Regions from separate parts of the Homo sapiens genome. Here region 2 is linked to region 1. A link is a loop called in an ENCODE intact Hi-C map of the cell type or tissue named here. Cell type or tissue: B cell. All regions are shown on one strand. Each heading gives the region's core, and the rest is flanking DNA. Links, peaks and the distances in the headings are about the cores only.

Region 1 (11,845 bases), core at 2,261-10,260:
ACATATATTTATATTTATGTTTTTTTTTTTTTTTTTTTTTTTTGAGACACGACTAACTCTGTTGCCCAGGCTGGGGTGCAGTGGCACAATTTTGGCTCACTGCAACCTTTGCCTCCTGGGCTCAAGAGATCCTCCCACCTCAGCCTCCCAAGTAGCTAGGACCACAGCTGCATGCCACCACACCCAGATAATTTTTTTAAAAAAATATTTTGTAGAAGCTGGTGCTGGTGGGCGACGCAAGCGTGGGCAAGATGTGCGTGGTGCAGCGCTTCAAGACCGGCGCCTTCTCGGAGCGCCAGGGAAGCACCATCGGCGTCGACTTCACCATGAAGACGCTGGAGATCCAGGGCAAGCGGGTCAAGCTGCAGATCTGGGACACGGCCGGCCAGGAGCGGTTCCGCACCATCACCCAGAGCTACTACCGCAGTGCCAATGGGGCCATCCTTGCCTACGACATCACCAAGAGGAGCTCCTTCCTGTCGGTGCCTCACTGGATTGAGGATGTGAGGAAGTATGCGGGCTCCAACATTGTGCAGCTGCTGATCGGGAACAAGTCAGACCTCAGCGAGCTTCGGGAGGTCTCCTTGGCTGAGGCACAGAGCCTGGCTGAGCACTATGACATCCTGTGTGCCATTGAGACGTCTGCCAAGGACTCGAGCAACGTGGAGGAGGCCTTCCTGAGGGTGGCCACGGAGCTCATCATGCGGCACGGGGGCCCCTTGTTCAGCGAGAAGAGCCCCGACCACATCCAGCTGAACAGCAAGGACATCGGAGAAGGCTGGGGCTGCGGGTGCTGACCAGGGGCCGGGCCGGCAGACTGGGGGCTCCCCACCTCCTTGCTCTCCCCAGCCTGCCAAGCCCAGCCCTCCAGAGCCAGCCCTCCTGGGTACCGGCAACTACAGCAGCCGGGTGAAGCTCTGGAGCTCTGCATCCTGTGGCCTGGCTGCGGGATGGAGGCTCTCCTTGAGGAAGGGGAAGCAGGATACCCTGGCGGGCCACCCTGCCAGCCAGCAGCTGGCCCTCCACCATCTTCACATTCCAAGACTGGCCTGAACCCGCCGGTGTGGGCCACAGTAGGAGGGGCCAGCAGTCCTCCCTGTCCCATGCCTGCTGGCTCTGACCGTTTCCTCTCATGGGTTTGCTTTACCTGTGGCAGCAGGTTGCTGCTTTCCAGGGATGTGTCCAGTGCCCTGGGTTCTTCCCGGTCATCCTGGGGCTCTGCACAGAGCAGCAGAGCTAGAGCCATGAAACCCACAGACTTGGTGCCTGAGCGCAGCTCCAGGGAAGCCCCAGCCCCTTCCAGGCGGGGAACCTGCTTCCTGCCTTCACTGCCCCCGCAGCACTCACAGACATCTCCCTGGGGTCTGGCTCACTGCCTTATCAGGACCTCTGAGTTTTCTGACTTTCTGTGTAGCTTCTCATTTTCATCAGCACAGCATGGGGTCACGGCCCACAGCTAGGTGGGGTCACGGCCCACAGCTAGGTGGGGACTGTCTGCTGGCTCAGGGCCCAGTGTTTTGCCACTCAGGTTGCAAAATTAGCTAATCCTTCAGTGCCAGCACTCAGAAGTCTGGCAGGTGGGGGAATGAGATGAGAAAGTGGACATTTAAGGTCCAAGTAGAAGCTTGCATCCTTGAGGCTCAGGGATGAGAGGGCACCGCAAGGCACCCAGCCTTACCCCACAAGCAGGAATCCTGCCAGCCGAGCGTGGGTCCCAGTCTAGTTTATGGAATCGAGTCTCCCAGACAAAAAAGGAGAGGCCCTGGCGGTCCTTGGCCTGGCCCATTTTATTCCCTGGACCCTTAACTGCCTCACCCTGAGCTGGGCACCAAGGTTAGAAGGCAAAAGTGGGGTAGGGGGATGTGGGAAGCAGCATTGTCCTCTGGGCATGTGGCTCAGAGGTATCACAGTGACAAAAGAGCCAGGGCTAGGGCTGGAGGGGCCAAGTGATCTTCCTTAGCCAATCCCAGTCCGTCTGTGTCAGCCCAGCTCTGCCTCGCAGCCCCCTCAGCATGGGTGCCCCCAGAAGTAAGCAGCTCTTGGACCCACGAGCAGGGCTGCGTCGGTTTGTGGTCTAGCTCCCAGGGCCAGGCCAGGCATGGCTCAGTGCAGTCCCTGGGCCAGTGAGAGGCCTCCCCCATGCCTCCCTGCCCTCTGCACTAAGCACTTTCCAGGCAGGCCTGGCCATAGGGCAAGAGCAGGCCTTACAGCAGTGCCACGGTGACCCAAGAGGCAGGGTTGGGGCCTGGACAGGGCTTCCTCTGCTGAGACTGAGACAAGCAGGGCTTGATGCTGGTGGTGGAGCCAGCATCTCACCTGCCAGGCTTCCTTTTGGGCAGGGAGGCTACCTGTGGAATGGCTGAGCCTGGTTCTGCAGGGGAGGAAGGCTGCCAGGAGCTGAGGGGCTGGCACCTGCATTGAGGGGAGTCTGGGTGCATCAGATTGGGGGGCACCAGAGGCGAGGCTGCCTGGCTCCCTTTCTCAGCAGCTTTGCTTGTGGCAGGGGTGAGAGTGGAGCTGAGTGGGGTCTGGGCTCTGCCCCTGCGCCTCCACTGCAGTGCCTGGGCTCCCCTTGCAGGGCAGACAGTGCCTGGCACTGAGGGGTGCCCCCAGACCCCGCTGGGACTGGATGTGCCGTGGGCAGTGCCTTCCTCCAGCCTCACAACCTTTCTGCTGGGGCTGAAGTTTCTGGGGTCACATGGTCAGAAGGGGCTGAGCTGGTCTTTCACTGCAGGCCCACTCTGAAAGAGAAATCCCATGAAGCCTGTCCTTGCAGAGCCCCTCTGTTTTTGGGGGAACAGGGAGCATTCACAGGGTCTTGGGAACAAAGGCCTGGGCCTCCCCGTTTGAATTTCAGCCCCAGTTCCAGGGCAAGTCCCAGCCACCCAAGCATACTTACCAGTACTGCCCACCACCACCCACTGCCCACCTCTAAGAAGCCCGGCTCTCCTACTCTGCTTCCAGGCTGGGGCCTCACAGGTGGGGCTGTTACCTTCCTCAGGGCTTAGGGAGGGAGGGAGGACATGGACAGGGCCTTCCACCCTGGCTCCTTCACAGGGATGGTAGCTGACCGGTGATGGGTTCATTTGTCACCTTGGACTGTGAGCCACTTCCACTTCTCGCCCCCCAGGCAGGAGCACCCTCACTCCAAGGGCTTGGCCTGGAAAGGCAGGCTCACCTGGGACTCAACGTTCCTTCCCCCGCCGCCACTGTGCCCCCCCGTCCCTCCACCCCAGAAGCCCTGACCTCATTTGGGCACCTTGCTGTCCTCTGGGCTTCTCCTCTGCCCAGGTCACCCTGTGGCAGGCCTGGGCCCTCAGGATGTTTCAAAGGCTCCACAGCTCCACCGCTCCACCTGGCTTCACTCCAGCACCCTGTCCCTGGAGCACCTCTGTCCTGTCTGGGCCAACCTGGTCTCCCTGCCCCATGCCCTCCCCTGGCTCTTAGCAACCTGCCCTTTTATTCATGCCATTTGGGGTCACAGATGCCTAGCTGGACACAGCTCCCAGAACTGGCTCCACCCTGGGGCCTTGCCCCTAGTACCCCCTGGCAGGAGCAACCCACCCCATGGTCGAGGTTCCCCTACCCCTGGATCCTGGACTGAAGCCATTTCCTACAGAGAAGCGTTCCCACCCCCTCTCAGGCACAAAAGCCGGTGTCCAGGGACTCAAGACCTGTACCTGGGGTTGCAGGGGCTCCTGCCCTGCTGTATCCCACCAGGAGGGGGCCCCACTGCCCTTCCGGCCCTTAAAACTGGGCTGGGAGAGAAGATGGGGAAGTGTGTGAGACAAAACAAAGCCGGCTTGTTTCCTCCCCTTGGCAGGCTAAGCTCTCCCGGCAGCCCGGGCTCTGGGGCGGAAGGAGAACAGTGTCATCTCTTCCTTTGTTGATAAATTGCCAAAGAGTGGGAGCAGGTGGGGTCAGGGGCCAGAGTGCAGGGGAGGGGGCAATGGTGGAGGTGGCGGGGGGAAGCAGAGGGAGGTGGGCTGAGGCCTCGGTGGGGCCAGTGCGACGCTGGCTTAAGGAGCTGGAGGGGTTCCTAATACACATTTAATTCAGTTTCTCTTCCCTAAGAGGCTGCCGGAGTTGGGGCCTCCTCCAGCAGAGACCCTCGGACCCCTGCAGGGCCTGGACTTGGGGTGAACAGGGCTTCAGTCAGCGCAAGTATTCCATTTGCATTTGGTAATTTTTCATGCCACCTATTTATGAATATACAAATCTTTATACCAAATCTATTTTTTAAAACATGGAAAAGTTGCCTTTATGGAAACTTGGCAGAGCCAGAGTGTACACATTCCTAAACCATTAAACAGATTTCTATAACAAAAAAAAAAAAAAAATTTTGTAGAGATGGGGTTTCACCATGTTGCCTAGGCTGGTCTCAAACTCTTGGACTCAAGTGATCCGCCTGCCTCGGTCTCCTAAAGTGGTGGGATTACAGGCATGAGCCACTATGCCTAGCCTGGTTTGAGTAATATCTTGATGGTTGATGAAATATTTGATAATTGGATGAGAAGAGAACTGTGTTGTCTCCAGTGATGCTGCAAATGGGTGAGGAGAAATGCTGCCATTTGTGAGGTTTGTGGGCGGCAAGGTTGAAGAAGAGAATAATGAAAAAGCTAGCGTCATCCTCAAGGCCTGTTGATAGTCTTGATTATTGTTTTCTGTGTTTTTACCTCATGGTGCTCAATATGTATTTGTTCAGTGAGCAAATAAATGTAAGGTCAGATTCTGCAAACAAAAGTCAAAGAAATCTTACTTCCTGGAAAAGTTAGCCCAATTAAGTGCAGCTTTCCAGTCACCCCTCCTGGCTCCATTTTATTTCAGCTGTAAGGGATCCGAGAGACTTTAGCCCAAGGTGTTTCTTCAAAGCAATAAGTGGAAATGTTTCCCCACATTAAGACTGCACAGACGAACTGTCATGACCAGGCTCTTGGTCCCCTGTGGACGCATCCCACTTGGTGTCCTGGTTACCTGGGCTATCTTGGGCTGACCTCATCATTCTAGTAGTGATGGCCTGGCAGAGACATTAAAAGGCTTCTTCATGGAGTCTGGCTGGTTTCACATCCTGGCTTTGCTGGGTTAGATTGGAGAAGTGACTTAACTTCTTAGTGACTCCATTTGCTCATTTGTAAAATGGGTATAGTAATAGCTCCCGTCTCATAGGATCATTGTGAAGATTAAACAGAACAATCCAGGTAACGCATGCAGGAGGGTATCTTGCACACAATATGCAGTAAATGTTAGCCATTATGATGGAGATTATAGTTGTCTTTGATTAATGCAAATTAACAAATTTACTTACTAAATTTAATTTGACATTCTTTGAAAATATGCTCTCTCTCTCTCTCTCTCTCTCTGTGTGTGTGTGTGTGTGTGTGTGTGTATTGAAAGACAGAGAGAGACTGGTGTTTGGTGGTGAAAGTTTTGGGCCCACGTAGGCCAGCATCCTTTTCAGTTGAAGTTGTGCTTGTGGGAGGTGAAATGACTTGCCCAAGGCAATACCACTAGGAATAGCCCAGGTAAGTTTAAATACTATGTTTTTTGACTCTCAACCCAGTGACTTTTCCACTATATCTCATTTCCAGGCATTGCTGGTTCGTTTTTTTCGAAAATCATTCCAAATTATATTCCAATTCGACTTTCTTCAAGTTCATCCCAGAAAAGCAAAGGCCGGGCACTTGAACAAGAACAGCTGTCAGCCTGGGGCGAGGGGGCAGTGTTGGTGGGGGCTGGAGCGGGGCCGGACTCTAATTGGTCCACGGCCTCGGCCCGACTATCAAATCAGCAGAGCCTGCGTCATCACGTCGTTGCCTGGGCTGCCGTCCGCGGAAATTTGAAATGGCTGACGGGTCGCTGACGGGCGGCGGTCTGGAGGCAGCGGCCATGGCGCCGGAGCGCATGGGCTGGGCGGTGGAGCAGGAGCTGGCGTCTCTGGAGAAAGGTGAGCTCTCCATGCCGGGGCCGAGGAGCCGCCTCTGAGCGGAGGCCTGGGGCGTCGGGACCCTAGGAGGGCGCCTGGGTCGCGGGCCTTCCGGACCCGTCTGTCCAGGGTGGCGGGAACGGCGGTGCGCGGCCGGGACCCAGTGACGGGACCTCAAAGTCGGGCGGTACCCAGGGGTGGGGGACTCCCTCTCTTCCCTATCCGCATCTCCCACTCTCCCTGCACTCTCTGGCCTCCGCCCGCCCCGAGGTTGGAGGGAGCTGGATTGGGCCAGGAATTCCCTATCTGGATGGGTTTTGCGGGAACTGTGCATTTACTGTTGCTCAAGGGGCCATTTTTTCATCTGCATCTCAAAGGAGATCACGAACCACACTTCCCTTTTCCGAAGAAGAGAAAAGCTTGAACCCTTGGCTTAGATGGCTGTCCTGTGCACGGAGGGTAGTGACGTGTCCAAAGTGAGGAGCGCCAACTTGGGCCGGAGTCCAGAAATAGAACCGGGGTCTTCTAGTTCTCTGCCCTTTCTTCCTCCTCATAGAGTTTCATTACTATTTTTTTTTTCTGATATTTTAAGCTGGTTCATGTTTTTACGTTAACACTTTCGGTTGTATTGTGTAGCAGAGAGTCCCAACAAAGTGAGAAAACATAAGTGTGACAATTCCACTATTAACCCACCTATCCAACTGGCAAAAGTCACTTGGCTTCAGTTTTCCCATCTGGAAGACTATGCCAATGGTTGTACTTGTGGTGAAGTTGAAGTGAAATAAAGTTTTTAAAGTGGCTGCAAAAATAAATACTGCATGGCATCGCTTATATTGGGAATCTAAAAAAGAGGAAGTTTCAGAAAGAGAGTAGAGTGGTAGTTGCCAGTGGGTTGGGGGAATGGGGAGATGCTGGGCAAAGGGTCCAAAGTTTCAGTTATGCAGTGTGAATAGTTCTGGGGATCTGATGTACATACAGCATGGTGACTATAGTTAATAATACTGTATTATTATTACAGTATTAATAGGCAATGACGTGATGGTGCAATGCGACACAAATTTTGTACTTGAAATTTGCTAACAGAGTAGATCATAAGTGTTCACACCACACACACACAAAAGGTAACTATGCGAGGTGATGGAAATATTAATTCACTTTACTGTGGTAATCATTTCATAATGTATAGGTATATCAAAACATCATGTTACACACTTTATTTTTTATTTTATTTTATTTTTTTTGAGGCAGAGTCTCACTCTGTTGCCCAGGCTGGAGTGCAGTGGCACACAATGTCAGCTCACTGCAACCTCTGCCTCCCGGGTTCAAATGATTCTCCTGCCTCAGCCTCCCAAGTAGCTGGGATTATAGGCGCCCGCCACCACACCCAGCTAATTTTTGTATTTTTAGTAGAGACGGGGTTTCACCCTGTTGGCCAGGCTGGTGTCGAGCTCCTAACCTCAGGTGATCCGCCCATCTCGGCCTCCCAAAGTGCTGAGATTACAGGTGTGAGCCACCGTGCCTGGCCATCAGGTTATACACTTTAAATGTATATAACTTCTATATGTTAATTATACCTCCATAAAGCTATAAAGAATGGTGCTGGAAAAAAAAAGAATGGTGCTGAAGTACTACTATTTCTTTAACAAACATATACATTATGTAATAGGCACTGTTGTAAATTATTAACAATTAATCTTCTTAATTGAAGTGGATGTACTATTATCTTCCCTTTATAGGTGAGGAAGCTGAGGCATTGTCACATAACCAGTAAGGTACTGATGCCTTCTAAGGTTCATGTGCATCAGTGTTTGTGAGCAGTAGACCCTTGAGTACACTTTGGTCATCTGTGGGTCAAGTACTTCTGGTGGCCTGAACAGGGACAAAGAAATGGAAGGAAGGGGGAAAGGGAAGGAGAAAATCAAGGGGGAGGGAGAAAAAAGGTATCTGCTAACAGCTCAGATACCTTCCCTGAAACCACTTCTGGAGACTACTCTACATTCTAAATGCTACCCTTTTTAGCATTGCTTATTTAGTAGTTGTTTCATTTATTAAAAACATTACATAGAATTAGATATGCCACTGGCTGAATCATACCTTATGAAACATTATATACAGCCCAAACCTAATGTGATTTGCATTTTCTGATCTTTTCCTTAGACACAGTCATTGAAATTAGTGAGGAGGAATCTAATAACCTTACTGAAGTAAACCTTATGGATTATTAAGACTCTCGTCCCTGTTTATTGAGGGGCGATTGACAGACTGATATTGTAGGAAATAAAGGGAGGGCTTAACCCATCTGAGAGGAAGTCAGCTCCCTTTCTTAAAGGAGCTTTATGGAATTGCTTTGGAAAATAAATAACTAAGATACTTGATTATTATCACTGGCTAACTGTAGTATAAATCACAGGCTGTATGCTTTGTAGGAGATCTTGAGTGATTTCCACTGAATTAAAAATCAACTGTCTTCCAGCTGGATGTGGTGGTGCATGTCTGTAGTCCTAGTTACTCAGGAGGCTGAGACAGGAGGGTAGCTTGAGTCCAGGAGTTTGAGGTTGCGGTGAGCTATGATCGCACCACTGCACTCCAGCCTAGGTGACAGAGTGAGACCGTTTCTAAAACAAAAACAAAAACAGCCTTCTACTTCTCCCCAAAACCTCACAGAACAACAACAAAAATCTAACTGTGAAAGATCTTAAGCGCTTATTGTTTTGAAGTAGAATTTGGATTTTGAAATATTTTTAAGTTTGGAAAACTAGTTTCTTCTCACAATGGTAGAGGTAAGTAGACTATTCATATTCAAATTCTTGTTTGTATTTTGTTTGGGATTTCTATGCAAGGATATGAAAATAGAAGCATTCAAATAAGGCACTGGAGCTTGCTTATTTTTGCTTTTTTTTTTTAGGTTTGTTCCAAGATGAAGATTCATGCAGTGATTGTAGCTACCGTGATAAACCAGGTTCTAGTTTACAAAGTTTTATGCCAGAAGGAAAAACCTTTTTCCCAGAAATTTTCCAAACAAATCAACTTTTGTTCTATGAGCGATTCAGAGCCTATCAAGATTACATTTTAGGTGAGTAGGTTTTTTGCTTTTTTTTTTTGAGATGGAGTTTCGCTCTTGTTGTCCAGGCTGGAGTGCGATGGTGCGATCTCGGCTCACCGCAACCTCCGCCTCCCAGGTTCAGGTGATTCTCCTGCCTCAGCCTCCCTAGTAGCTGGGATTACAGGCATGCGCCATACCACCAGATAATTTTGTGTTTTTACTAGAGACGGGGTTTCTCCATTTTCGTCAGGCTGGTCTTGAACTCCCGACCTCAGGTGATCCCCCTGCCTCGGCCTCCCAAAGTGCTGGGATTATAGGCATGAGCCACTGCCTGGCTGGTTTTTTGCATCTTTTATCTTTTTAGTTTGCAAGTAGATTATCTATTTCAGTCCCTCAGATTGCCAGTTGTTTCTGAGAAAGTGGATTTATTAACTTCCCTCTGCTTTATGCATTCTCAATTCTTCCTGTGTTTAATTTGTTTGTAGCTGACTGCAAGGCCTCTGAGGTACAGGAATTCACAGCTGAGTTCTTGGAGAAGGTCCTTGAGCCATCTGGATGGCGGGCAGTCTGGCACACTAATGTGTTCAAGGTGCTGGTTGAGGTAAGGTTAATTTTGTTATTAGACCTTTGTCTCTAGCTTTAAGCACTTTACTTCAGACTGTTATATCCAAAGTGCTTATTTTTAATTAAAGTTTATGAGCTGATTCAAATAGCATGTTTTTCACATCTAATTGCCATGTTGTAGGAAGTGTTCTGCAAATTTTAAAGGCAACTGAGGAGTTGTTACCAGGGAATTAAACTGGTTCAAATTAATTAAAAGAAGGTATTTGAGATCACTTAAAAAATTAGGCCTAATTATGAAGTTAATGGTTTCAAAAAAGTGTTTAACTTCTTAATTGTAATTCGTTAAGCAGCTCAAACCTAAGAGGCATTTTTATTTATTTATTTTTTTTAAGATGAAGTCTCACTGTGTTGCTCAGGCTGGAGTGCAGTGGGACGATCTCGGCTCACTGCAACCTCTGCTAAGAGGCATTTTTAAACTAGCCCAGTTTTTGCCTAGCAAATTTGTTTATATGTGGTTAATCTCTTGACAGTGTGTCCCATTGCAGAATGTAAAAACAGTCTTATTCTTCTTCTCACTAGGCCTTTTAGATTACATTTGCATTCTAATTACAGCTTTGAATTTTTCTCAGTGTTTGTTAACTGACCACAAAAAGCCCTAGTAAACTAAAATGTCAAACCAGGGAGTGTGAATACAAGTTGTTGCTGCAGCTCCCTTAGAAAATGGCATCACATACTACAGTGATTATGTACAAGGCAGTGGATTGCAGCTATTGCTTGTGAGTTTTAAAATTTTGGATTGTGCTAATATTTTTTGGTTGAAGTTCAGGCCTATTCATTTGGTTATGATAAGTGCCCCCCCGCCAATCAGTTCTCCGAAAACAATGAAAGTCATTGTTTTAAAACAGAAGCATGCCATTTCTCTGCTTAAAACTCCTAAGATATTGTCTTTACCAAGGGCTTAGTGTTGGCTTTATGGCTTCTCATTGTATAGAAAACACTTAAAATCCAAGCTCCTTCAGATGTCCTTCATGTCCTGGTCTCGTTGCCTCTCTTTCTCACCTCATATCTTGCTGCTCCACTGCACACCGCCCCCCTCCTCCATTTCCTCCCTTTGGCTCCAGCAAGAAGGACTGCCTTTCCGCTCCTCCAGCTGCCAAGCCTGTCTCTGCCACAGGCCTTCTGTGCTTTCCCAGCTCTTCAGATGGCCGCTTCCTTCTCATCCTCCTCAGCCTGGCTCAGAGCTGACTTCCTTGCCCATCTCAGCAGAACAAGATCCCCACCCCTGCTAGTTATTCTCTGTCACCTACTGGTTATCATTGTGTTTGTTGATCTCCCTGATTACAGTGTAAGCTCCATGAGGGTAAGAGGCAGCCTGTCTTGTTCATCCTTTATATTATGGGTAAAGCCTCCCCACCCATGTTGTATGCTTTTAAAAAAATCAGGTTGTCAGTAGTGTCTTATAGGTGTATCTTCATTTTGATTTCCATGTGTTAAGTCACATTATTTTAAATTTCAGATCACAGATGTGGACTTTGCAGCCTTGAAGGCAGTGGTGAGGCTTGCTGAACCATACCTCTGTGACTCTCAAGTGAGCACTTTTACCATGGAGTGCATGAAGGAGCTCCTTGATCTGAAGGAGCATCGGTTGCCCCTGCAGGAGCTGTGGGTGGTGTTTGATGATTCAGGAGTGTTTGACCAGACAGCCCTTGCAATTGAGCATGTCAGGTAGGAAAAGAAGTTGAGAAAAATAACCTTGTGGCCAGAAACTTTGGATGAAATGAAGTAATTCTGGTCTGTGTTAGACCCAGATTTAAAACTCAACTGTAAACTTGGTCATTGCAATATTTAAAAATATCCAAAGATAGGATAATCTTTTTTAAATTAAAAAAAATTAAAAATGTTTTAAATCTTTTTTTTTATTTTTTAATTTTGAGACATAGTCTTGCTCTGTTGTCCAGGCTGGAGTGCAGTGGCATGATCTCGGCTCACTGCAACCTCCGCCTCCTGGGTTCAAGCAATTCTCCTGCCTCAGCCTCTCGAGTAGCTGGGATTACAGGTGTGCACCACCATGTCCTGCTAATTTTTGTATTTTTAGTAGAGATGAGGTTTCACTATGTTGGCCAGGTCAGTCTCGAACTCTTGACCTCAGGTGATCCACCTGCCTTGGCCTCCCAAAGTGCTGGGATTACAGGTGTGACCCACCGTGCACCTGGTCTAAAAATGTTTTAAATCATTTTATGATAATTTCAAACTTATAGAAAAGCTGACAAAACTAGTATAGTTGACTCTTGAATGATGTGGGGGTTAGGGGTGCC
Region 2 (11,845 bases), core at 2,425-10,424, 170 kb before region 1:
ATGTGTAAGTTTATGCCTTTCATCAGATTATGTAAAGTTTTAAACCATTCAGATATTTTCTGCTCTACTTTCTCCTCCCTCTTAGGCTCCAGTGATGCAAGTGTTAGACTCTTTGGTATTATCTCACAGATCTCAGAACCTCTGTTCATTTATTTTATTTTAATAAATCATTTCAGTTAACAAAATCATATATTGTATGCAGCATGATGTTTCAATATGTATGTTCACATTGTAGGATGTCTAAAGTAAAGATAATGAACATATGCATTATCATGTATACTTACCATTTTTTTTGTGGCTGCAACAATTCTCTTGGCAATTTTCAAGTATACAATATGTTATTAACTATAGTCGTTATGCTGTATAATTGATCTCTTGAACTTTTGCCTCCTAACTGAAAGTTTGTTTCATTTGACCAGCATCTCCCTAGCTCCCCTCCCTCACCACTGGTAACCACCATTCTACTGTCTGTTTCTATGAGTTTGACTTTTTTAGATTCCACATGTAAGTGAGGTTATACAATACTTGTTTTTTTGTGCCTGGCTTATTTCACTTAATATTCACCAGGTTATCCATATTGTCATAAATGGCAGGATTTCCTTTTTAATGGCTGAAGAGTATTCTACTGTGTGTATGTACTACATTTTCTTTTTTTTTTTTTTTTTTTTTTTTGAGATGGAGTCTCACTCTGTTGCCCAGGCTAGAATGCAGTGGCGTGATCTCGGCTCACTGCAAGGTTTGCCTCCCGGGTTCACACCATTCTCCTGCCTCAGCCTCCCGAGTAGCTGGGACTACAGGCGTCCGCCACCATGCCCGGCTAATTTTTTTGTATTTTTTAATTGAGACGGGGTTTCACCGTGTTAGCCAGTATGGTCTTGATCTCCTGACTTTGTGATCCGCCCACCTCGGCCTTCCAAAGTGCTGGGATTACAGGCGTGAGCCACTGCGCCTGGCCTATGCTACATTTTCTTTATCCATTCATCTGTTGAACACTTACATTGATTTTATATCTTGACTATTGTGAATAATGCTACAATGAAAATGGGAGTGCAGATATCTCTTCAACGTACAACGTACTGACATCATTTCCTTGGATATATACCCAAAAATGGGATTGCTGGATCATAAGGTAGTTCTATTTTTAGTTCTTTGATGAACCTCCATACCATTTTCCATAATGACTGTACCAGTTTACATTCCCACCAACAGTGTACAGGATTTTCTGTTTCTCCACATCCTGACCAACACTTGTTATTTTTTGTCTTTTTAATAATAGCCATTCTGACAGGTGTGAGCTGATATTATGGTTTTGATTTACATTTCCCTGATGATTAGTGATGCTGAGCACTTTTTCTTATATGTGTACACCATTTGTATGTCTTCTTTTTAAGAAATGTCTATTCACATCCCTTGCCCATTTTTAAATTGGGTTATTTTCTTGCTATTGAGTTGTTTGAATTACTTATGTATTTTGGATATTAACCCCTTAGATGTATGTTTTGCAAATATTTCCTCCCATTCAACAGATTATCTCTTCACTCTTGATTGTTTCCTTTGCTGTGTAGAAGCTTTTTAGTTTGATGTAGTCTCACTTGTTTGTTTCTGCTTTTGTTGCCTGTGCTTTTGGTGTAATATTCAAAAATCATAGCCAAGGCCAATATCAAGGAGTTTTTCTAGCTTGTTACCTGTTTTCTTCTAGTAATTTTATGATTTCTGGTCTTAGGTTTAGGTTTTTTAATCCATTTTGAGTTGATTTTTTGTATATGGTGTAAGGTAAGGGTCCAGTCTAGTTCTTTTGTATATGGATAGCCTGTTTTCCCAACACCATTTGTTGATGATACTATCCTTTTTCCATTGTGTCTTCTTGGTGGCCTTGTTGAAAATTAGTTGAACATATATGATTGGGTTTGTTTCTGGACTTGCTGTTCTTTTTCATTGGTGTATGTGTCTGTTTTTATGCTAGTACCATACTGTTTTGATTAGCTTTGTAATATAGTTTGAAATCATGAATTGTGATGCCTCCAACTTTGTTTTCCTTTCTCAAGATTGTTTTTGCTATTTGGGGTCTTTTGTGTTTTTTTAAGAGTTTTTTTTTTTCTGTGAAGAATGTCATTGGAATTTTGATAGGGGTTGTGTTGAATCTGTATCATTTTGGATAGTATGTGTAGTTTAAATAGTATTCTTCAAATCTATGAACATGGGATATCTTTCCTTTTTTTGTGTCTTTGGTTTCTTTCATCAATGTTTGATAGTTTTCAGGGTACAGATCTTTATTAGTTAAAATTATTTCTGGGCTGGGCGTGGTGGCTCACGCCTATAATCCCAGCACTATGAGAGTTCGAGGCAGGTGGATCACGAGGTCAGGAATTCAAGACCAGCCTGGCCAAGATGGTGAAACCCCATCTCTACTAAAAATACAAAAATTATCCGGGTATGGTGGCGGGTGCCTGTAATCCTAGCTACTCGGGAGGCTGAGGCAGAGAATTGCTTGAACCTGGCAGGTGGAGGTTGCAGTGAGCCGAGATCGCGCCACTGCACTCCAGCCTGGGCAACAGAGCGAAACTCCATCTCAAAAAAAAAAAAAAGTCTAAATATTTTATTCTTTTGATGGTATTGTAAATGTGATTTTTTTCTTGATTTTTTTTTTGGATAGATTGTTATTGGTGTAAAGAAATGCAACTGATATTTGTATGTTGATTTTGTATCTTACAACTTATTAATTCATTTATTCTAATAATTTTTCTGTGAAGTTGTTAGGGTTATTTATATTGAGGATCATGTCATCTACAAATGGATAATTGTACTTCTTTCTTTCTGATATGATGCCTTTTATTTATTTTTCTTGCCTGATTGCTCTTGCTAGTATCTTTAGTGCTATGTTCAGTGGAAGTATTGAGTGGGCATCCTTGCCTTACACAGATCTTAAAGGAAAAGCTTTCCGTTTTTTCCCCATTAATGATATTAGCTGAGAATGTAGGCTATTCATAAATTGCCTTTATTACATTGAGGAATTTGTCTTCTATATTTATTTTGTTGAGAGTTCTTTTATCATAAAAGGATGTTATGTCATTGCGATGTCTGACTTTAGTATTAGGGTGATGCTGCACTCAGAAAATGAGTTCAGAACTTGTACTTTTTGGCAGAGTTTACGAAGGATTGGTATAAATTCTTTTTTTTTTTTTTTTGAGACAGAGTTTTGCTCTTGTTGCCCAGGCTGGAATGCAATGGTGTGATCTTGGCTCATGCACCCTCCGCCTCTTGGGTTCAAGTGATTCTCCTGCCTTGGCCTCCTGAGTAGCTGTAATTACAGGCGTCTGCCACCAAGCCTGGCTAATTTTTGTATTTTTAGAAGAGATGGGGTTTCACCATGTTGGGCAGGCTGGTCTTAAACTGCTGACCTCAGGTGATCTGCCTGCCTCAGCCTCCCAAAGTGCTAGGATTACAGGCATGAGTCACTGCACCTGGTCAGTATTAATTCTTTGAATATTTGGTAGAATTCAACCATGAAGCCATCTGGTCCTGGGCTTTTCTTTGATGAAAAGTATTTTATTACAACTTTAATATTTTTATTTGTGATTGGTATGTTCAGGTTTTCTAGTCTTGATTCAATCTTTGTAGGTTCTATGTTTCTAGAAATACCCATTTTCTCTAGGTTATCCAATTTGTTGGCATATAATTGATAATAATAGTCCCTTATGGTCCTTTTTATTTCTGTGACATCAGTTGTAATGTCTCCGCTTTCATTTCTGATTTTGAGTCTTCTTTTTTTTCTTTTTTTCTTTTTCTTTTTTTTTTTTTTTTTGAGACGGAGTCTTGCTCTGTCGCTCAGGCTGGAGTGCAGTGGCGCGATCTCGGCTCACTGCAAGCTCCACCTCCCGGGCTCACGCCATTCTCCTGCCTCAGCCTCCGGAATAGCTGGGACTACAGGCGCCCACCACCACGCCCGGAGAATTTTTTTTTGTATTTTTAGTGGAGACAGCGTTTCACCATGTTAGCCAGGATGGTCTCGATCTCCTGACCTCGTGATCCACCCGCCTTGGCCTCCCAAAGTGCTGGGATTACAGGCGTGAGCCACTGCGCCCGGCCGTCTTCTTTTTTTTCTTAGTGTAGCTAAAGGTTTCTCAACTTTTATATTTTTTGAAAAACCAACTTGATTTTGTTGATTTTCTGCAGTTTTTCTATTCTCTCTTTGATTTATTTCTGTCCTGATCTTTATTATTTCCTTCCTTCTGTTAACTTTGGGTTTAGTTTGTTCTTTTTCTAGTACCTTGAGGGGTAAACTTAGGTTATTTGGGATCTTTCTTCTTTTATAATGTAGGCATTTATCACTATAAAATTCCCTTTTAGTAGTGCTTTTGCTACATCCCGTAAGTTTTGATATGTAGTATTTTTGTCTTCATTTGTGTGTATGTATGTATGTATGTATATGTATGTATATATACACACAGGGTCTTGCTATTTTACCCAGGCGGAGCTCAAACTAACAATCCTCCCATCTCAGCCTTCCAAGCGGCTGAGACTACAGGTGTGTACCACCATTCCCAGCTTGAGATATTTTTAAATTTTCTTTTTTTAAAATTCGCATATAAAATTTATTTCCATATAGAAAAATTTATAAGCTAAATATAAAGATTAAACTAAAATAGTGTTTGAAAAGCCCACTACTTCAGTGCTAACAAACTAAATGAAAATAAGGCTATTTTGCATTTTAAATCATAAAAAACTGAAATATATATTAAAATAATTAGATCCCCAGTGTTTGCTCTTTTTTTTATTTTATTTTCTTTCCTGCTACAGCTTCTTTCTTACCTGAGTGTTTGCTCTTCTTCCATCACAGCTATATTGAAGAGCATACTGGTTTGGGTTGACTGGCCTACCTTGGTCATCTCTTATTAATCTAAAAACATCACAAATGTCATGCAGTTTCTGTTTCATTATGTTAATAGCTTTATTACATTGGGCTCACTCTCAAGAGTTTCCTTCTTTGCTTGCAATTTACATACATCATCCTCTAGATTCAAAATTATGTCTAATTTGCATTTGTAACAGTTCTGAGCAGCAACTTTACTTTTCCCTCTTCATCTGATATCACAGATGAGCAAGACTTGTAGGTCTGTCAGATAGTACCTATTTAATGTGCTACTGAAAAAATCAACAGGTGGGCTGGGCACAGTGGCTCATGCCTATAATCCCAGCACTTTGGGAGGCCGAGCTGAGCAGATCACCTGAGGTCAGGAGTTCGAGACCAGCCTGGCCAACATGGTGAAAACCCGTCTCTACTAAAAATACAAAAATTAGCCAGGCGTGGTGGCGGGTGCCTGGACTCTCAGCTACTTGGGAGGCTGAGGCAGAAGAACTGCTTGAACCCAGGAGGTAAAGGTTGCAGTGAGATGACATCACACCACTGCACTCCAGCCTGGGCAAGAGAGCAAGACTCGGTCTCAAAAAAACAAAAAACAGGCATGTGGACAATTTCATCTACAGAAAAAGGGATATGCAAAGCTTTAGCATGCCATTCATCACAGCTCAAGTTTCTATCAGTCACTGAGGTACCTACTCCTTATTTTCTGTGACTTTCCAGGCCTGAAAAAGATTCCGAAGTAGATTCTGGTGCATTTGGCTGTAAGTGATAAGTGTGGTTATAAAATATGTCTTGAAATGCAAGATCCCCATGGAAACCATAATCACTACTATGATCCATGTGATAAAACATACTGGGTTCTGGGTAGCAGCCTCCTACAGCACCTTCTAAGTCATGATGGGAACGAGACTATACTAAAACCCTATAGCAGCTTCACAGAGTGAGAAGAATTAGACCTGGTGATAGAGGTGCTATTGTGACGAGTCTAAAGAAAGGCCAGAATCAGAATCTGGTTCTTCAGAAAGCCGAGAAACATCCAAAGTCCTTGTCTGTGGCTAATGACATTAAGTTTATCAAATACATTTACGGGAAGGTCATATAGTAGGTCTTGGCTTTTTAGATTCGTCATCTGATTGTCAACATGTGGAAGAGATCCTCTCAAATTAGTTCTAGGAAGGGTTTGCCCAGGATTGGTGGTATGAGAATGTAACTGTAGAAATGGTTCTTGTGCCTGTGAAGTGCTTCCTACTGGATCTCCTCGAAATGTATTGTTGGGACACAGCAACATGGCCTCATGAATATTGACATCGTGACTTACAGCCTGGGTAAAGTCTCCATTATAATGTGCTGAAGAAATTCATGCCATCATTGATACTGCCTGGAAAAGGAGGAATATCTCCCGATGAGATCCCTCCAGTGAATTTTCAGGCTATGATGAAAACAACAATCTTCCAGAGAGAAAGAAGTATCTGTCCCATTCAGATGTCTCATTTCTAGGTTCAGTGGTCTTTTCTGCCTCCCGGTCAGGTTTATCTGCTGTTTGTTTTCATCTTCATTGTTCTGCTTTGTAATGAGTTCTTCTGGGTTGACACATTTTCCTCGTGCTGGGAACTGGGAGCCCCAGCTTCATGCTCTTTTCTTAGTGCCTCATTTTTCTCGTTCTTCCCCGCCGGCCCAGGGGCTACTCCGAGCTGCTTGGGGATCCCCGCCGCCCCCACTGTGCAGCCTGGCTGGCGCCGACTCCTCTGGCCAACGTGGCGGTGGCGCCGAGCAGCCCGTGAGCCACGTCTGCATCCTCAGCTGCCACGCTGTGCACCAGCCACGAATCCACTTGGCTGCGGGGGATGCAGGGGACCCCCGAGCGCGCGCACCTCCCGGAGCGGCTGGCCCTTGGTGTGCACCTGGCCCGCTCACCCTCCCGAGGCGGGGAAGGGGCTGAGCGCGGAGGCGGAGCTGGCCGGGCCTTTCGGGAGTAGCAGCTCATCGCGGTAGCAGGGTGGGCGGAGCTGGCAGGGTGGGCGGAGCTGGCAGGGTGGGCGGAGCTGGCAGGGTGGGCGGAGCTGGCAGGGTGGGCGGAGCTGGGTGGGCGGTGGCAGGCAGAGGGTGAGGTCCATTTTCTTATTTCCTTTTTAGTCCAGTGGCTGTTTAGGAGTATGTTATTTAGTTTTCACTATTTGTGAATGTTCCTTTTTTGTGTGTGTGCTGTTACGGATTTCTAATTTCACTCCATGTAGTTGGAAAACATACTTGATATGATTTTGACCTTAAATTTGTTAAGACTTCTGTTGTGGCCTAACGTGATCAATATATCTGGGAGAATGTTTTGTGTGTGCTTAAGAATGTGTAGGCCAGGCTTGGTGGCTCACACCTGTAGTCCCAGCACTGTGAGGCTGAAGGGACAGGATCGCTTGAGGCCAGTTCAAGATTACACTGAGCTCTGATCACACCACTGCAGTCTAGCCTGGGTGGCAGATTGAAATCCTGTATCTTAAAAAAGAAGAATAAGAATAAGAATGAGGAGGAAGAGGAGGAGGAGGGGGAGGGGGAGGAGGAGGGGGAGGAGGAGGAGGAGGAAGAAAAGCAGAATGTGTATTCTGTTGAGTGAAAAGTTCTATTTATGTCTGTTAAGTCCATTTGTTATAGTGTTCAAGTTCACTCCTTACCGATTTTCTGTCTGGACGTTCTGTCTGTTACTGAAAGTGGAGTGTTGAAGTCTCCTACTACTATTGCTGTCAATTTGTACTTTTAGATCTGTCAATATTTGCTTTGTTAGGTGCTTTTAAGTTTGGTGTATATATATTTCTAATTGTTATATCTTGTTGACCCATTTTTTGTTAAATGACCTTCTTTGTGTCTAGTGACAGTTTTTGACTTAAAGTCTGCCTTCTTGGATATGAGTTATAGCAACTTCTGCCTTTTTTGGGTTAACATTTGCATGCAATATCTTTTTTCTTCCCTTCACTTTCAGCCTTTGTGTGTCCTTGAGTCTAAACGAGTTTCTTGTAGACAACATATAAATTTTAAATCTGTTCAGGTACTCTACATCTTTCTTTTGTGGAGTTTATTCCATTTACATTTTTTTGTTTTAAAAAATATTTTTATTTGACAAATTATAATTGTATACATGAATGGGGCACAATGTAATGGTTTGATGTATTATATAATGTGGAATAATTAAGCTAATTAACATACCTATCACCTCATTTTTTTTGTTGTAAGACCTTTAAAATTTATTCTTAGCTATTTTGAAATACATAATGCATTATCATTGACTATAGTTGCCCTACTGTGTGTTAGATCTTATATATTTTTCATCCTAATGGAAACTTTGTACTCTTAGATCATTTATTTGACACTCTGATTCCTTGTTCTCTCCTTCTTCTAACCCCCAGCCTCTGGTAACCACCTTTCTACTCTAGTACTATGAGTTTGACATTTTTTAGATTCCACATATAAGTAAGATCGTGTGGCATTTGTCTTTCTGTGCCTGCCTTATTTTACTTAGCCTGATGTCCTCCAGGTTCATCCACAGTATCACAAATGACAGGATTTTCTTCTTTTTAAAGGCTGAATGATATTCTATTGTTGTATATACCATATTTTCTTTATCCATTCATCTGTTGATGAATATTTAGGTTGAATTCATATCTAGCTATTGCAAATAATGTTGCAATAAACATGGGAGTGCAGATACCTCTTCAGCATGATTTTAATGCATTTATTCCATTCAAATTTAAAGTAATTTTTGGTAAGGAAGGATTTATTCTTGCCATTTTGTTGTTTTATTTGTCTTGTGGTTATTTTATTTCCTTTTTTTTTCTTGCTGTCATTTTGTTTCTTTTTTTTTTTTTTTTTTTTTTTTTGCATTGCTAGGTTTTGATTCCCTTTTTCTTTGTGGTTATCACGGGGCTTACACAGAATATAGTTCTCACAGTCTACTTTAAGCTGATAACTTCCCTCTCATGCAAGAATGCTTTTCTCTCTTCTCTTCCCACATTATGCTATTGATGTCACAATTGTCTACTATTTATATTATGTATCCATTAACATATTTTAGTATTAGTTGTTTTTAATACTTTAACCTTTTTTTTTTTTTTTTTCTGGGATAGAGTTTTCCTTGTTGCCCAGGCTGGAGTGCAATGTCGCAATTTTGGCTCACTGCAACCTCCGCCTCCCGGTTCAGGAGATTCTCCTGCCTCAGCCTCCCAAGTAGCTGGGACTAGAAGTGCCCGCCACCACGCGTGGCTAATTTTTTTGTAATTTTAGTAAAGACGGGGTTTTGCTGTGTTGACTTAAGGTGATCCGCCTGCCTCAGCTTCCCAAAGTGCTGGGATTACAGGTGTGAGCCACCAAGCCTGGCCTAATACTTCAAACTTTTTTTTTTTTTTTTTTTTTTGCTTTTTAAGAGACAGGGTCTTGCTCTGTCACCCAGGCTAGTGGCCTGATCTTGGCTCACTGCAACCTCCACCTCCTACATTCAAGTGATTCTCCTGCCTCAGCTTCCCAAGTAGCTGGGGGATTACAGGTGTGCACTACCACACTCAGCTAATTTTTGTATTCTTTTTAGTAGAGATGGGGTTTTGCCATGTCGGCCAGGCTGGTCTCGAACTCCTGACCTCAAGTGATCCACTCACCTCAGCCTCCCAAAGTGCTGGGATTATAGGTGTGAGCCACCGTGCCTGGCCTAAACTTTCATAGTAAGATTGCAGTCTATTTACTCACCACTGTTGGAATAATAAAAGATTTTTTGCCTGTGTATTTACATCTACCAATGAGTTTTATGCTTTATTTTGCTTTCCTATTGTTGTTCAGCATTCTTTCAGCTTGAAGGACTCCCCATATCATTTCTTATTTCTTGTCAGACAGGTCTAGTGGTGATAAACTCCCTCAGTTTTTGTTTGTCTGAGTAAGTCTTTATAGCCCCTCTTTTTTTTTTTTTTTGGAGTCTCACTCTTGCTGGAGTGTAATGGTGTGATCTCGGGTCACTGCAACCTCCGCCTCCCGAGTTCAAGTGATTCTCCTGCCTCAGCCTCCCAAGTAGCTGGGATTACAGGCACCTGCCACCACGCTCAGCTAATTTTTGTATTTTTAATAGAGATGGGGTTTCACCATGTTGGCTAGGCTGGTCTCGAACTCCTGACCTCAGGTGACCTGCCTGCCTCAGCCTCCCAAAGTGCTGGGATTACAGGCATGAGCCACCCCACCTGGCCCAGCCCCTTGTTTTTTAAGGATAGTTTTGATGGGCATAATATTTTTGGTTGGCAGTTTTCTTCCTTGAGTACTTTGAATGTACTGTTCCACTCCCTTCTGTCCTGCAAGGTTTCTGCTGAAAACGGTTAGTCTAATGTGGATTTCCTTGTATGTACCAAGCTGCCTTTCTCTTGCTGCTTCAAAATTCTTTGTCTTTACCTTTTGTTAGTTTGATTATAATATGTCTCTGTGTAGATCTCTTTGGATTCTTCTTATTTGGCATCCTTTGGGCTTCCTGGATCCAGATTTCTCTTTTCTTCCCCAGTCTTGGGAAGTTTTCAGCCATCTCTTTCTCTCTCTCTCCTCCTAGTACTCCAGTAATGTATAAATTGTTCTCCTTAATGCTTTCCAATAAGTCTTTTAAGTTATCTTTACTCTTTTATTCTATTTTTACTTCTCAGATTGCGTGATTGTGATTGACCTCTTTTCTAGTTCACTGATCCTGTCTTCTTGATCTAGTCTGCTGTTGAATGCTATTGAATTTTTCAGTTCAGTTATTCTTCAGCTCTGCGATTTCTGCTTGATAATTTTAAATATTTCCTATCTCTGTTGAAATTTTCAGTTCAAGAATTGCTCTCTTAATCTTGGTGAACGTCTTTATGACCTATTTCACATTCCCTATCAGGTAAATCACGTATCTTTATTTCCCTAGGTTCTGTTTCTGGAGATTTATCTTGTTCTATTTGTAACATATTTCCCTGTTTCTTCACTTTTCTTGACTTTCTGTGTTGGTTTTTGCACAGTAGGTAAGACAGCCACCTCTTCTAGTCTTGTCACACTGGCCTCATCTGGGAGATGGACCTCACCAACCAGCCCTACCAGATATTCTAATTCTAGATGCCTCTCATATCTTTTTGCTTGTCCAAATTGCTTTGTTCTTCATGGCCCTTTGGATACTAGGGTGTGCCAAGTTCTGTCAGCACCCCAAGATATGTGAGATAGAAGCCAGTCCCTTGAGATGCAGCTTGAAAAGTCGGAGTGCTAGATTTATGTTCCAATTCCTTCTACCTCAGGGAGAAGCTGGGAGCTAGAGTTTATCTCCCACTTACTCTGTCCTAAGCCTGGAAGAGGATCTGTGGCAAATGCCTGCACTTTTATGCAGTCTGCACATTCCGAGTTTCAAAGGAATCCACTGGATGTGCACCCATTTAGCAACCAGCTTTTTTTGTCTTCTGTGTTCTGGGGAGACTCCAGAATACAGAGCCCTGTCAACTCCCAGAGCTAGGTGATTTAGGAATCAGTTCCTCATATGGGAACTGTTAAAATTGGGGCACTTGATGCATACATATACTTTTTCCAGGAAATCTGCAGACCTGGATTTATCACTTAGTTGAGCTGGTGGAGAAGGTACAGGAAGTGCCCATTCTTCCCTAGAGCCTTTCAGAGGTTTATTGTTTATCTGCTCTGTTTGCTCCCAGATACAGGCTAGCCAGAAGCCCGACCCTCAGGCAGTAGCTGGAAAAGTATGCAGACAGACCTCTTTCAGAGAGATACTTGGAGCTGGGCCTCTTAGCTTATTCTCTCTGGACTGATCCTGGGTGGGCTACAGCCACTGGAAGTGCCCTTTAACTCTACAAGTTAGATGAGCTCACAAACAAACTCTTCATTCCTGAGGGAGAAGCTGGGAGTTGGGGGATGCTTCCTGTTTGTAAAGTGCTGTCCCTGTGGTGGGGTTTGTGCACAAAGGTGTCTCAGCTTTTACTACCTGTTTTGATGTGAATATTTTCTCAGTTG

Evidence for each region. Hi-C counts contacts between places; a loop is a spot of excess contacts. Peaks named below come from ENCODE experiments on the same cell type or tissue, not always from the same donor. Only the 100,000 strongest peaks of a DNase experiment are listed, where the experiment ranks them.
Region 2: a loop joins it to region 1, with 11 times the contacts of the local background. A loop is called at or near these places in 3 of 110 quality-filtered maps.

What each region holds. Positions count from the first base shown.
Region 1 is chr16:46,615,356-46,627,200 of GRCh38, reverse strand. SHCBP1 (SHC binding and spindle associated 1) reads left to right here and starts at 5,822. Exons shown (of 13, transcript NM_024745.5): 1 at 5,822-5,944; 2 at 8,829-8,996; 3 at 9,452-9,567; 4 at 11,047-11,255. The coding sequence starts at 5,842. It also overlaps the pseudogene RAB43P1. RefSeq lists enhancers at 5,504-6,090, 6,091-6,679. In B cell, for the core only: no CTCF peak of the experiment used is centred there; DNase peaks (open chromatin) are centred at 5,800, 6,550 and 6,580; H3K4me3 peaks cover 1,494 bases; H3K27ac peaks cover 1,023 bases.
Region 2 is chr16:46,785,025-46,796,869 of GRCh38, reverse strand. C16orf87 (chromosome 16 open reading frame 87) reads left to right here. Exons shown (of 4, transcript NM_001001436.4): 4 at 1-267. It also overlaps the pseudogene LOC100130180. Among named protein-coding and RNA genes, the nearest start is that of C16orf87, 40 kb to the left of the region's middle. RefSeq lists enhancers at 6,404-6,483, 6,494-6,543, 8,696-8,745 and a silencer at 6,694-6,743. In B cell, for the core only: no CTCF peak of the experiment used is centred there; DNase peaks (open chromatin) are centred at 5,019, 6,889, 7,759 and 8,789; H3K4me3 peaks cover 1,623 bases; H3K27ac peaks cover 2,276 bases.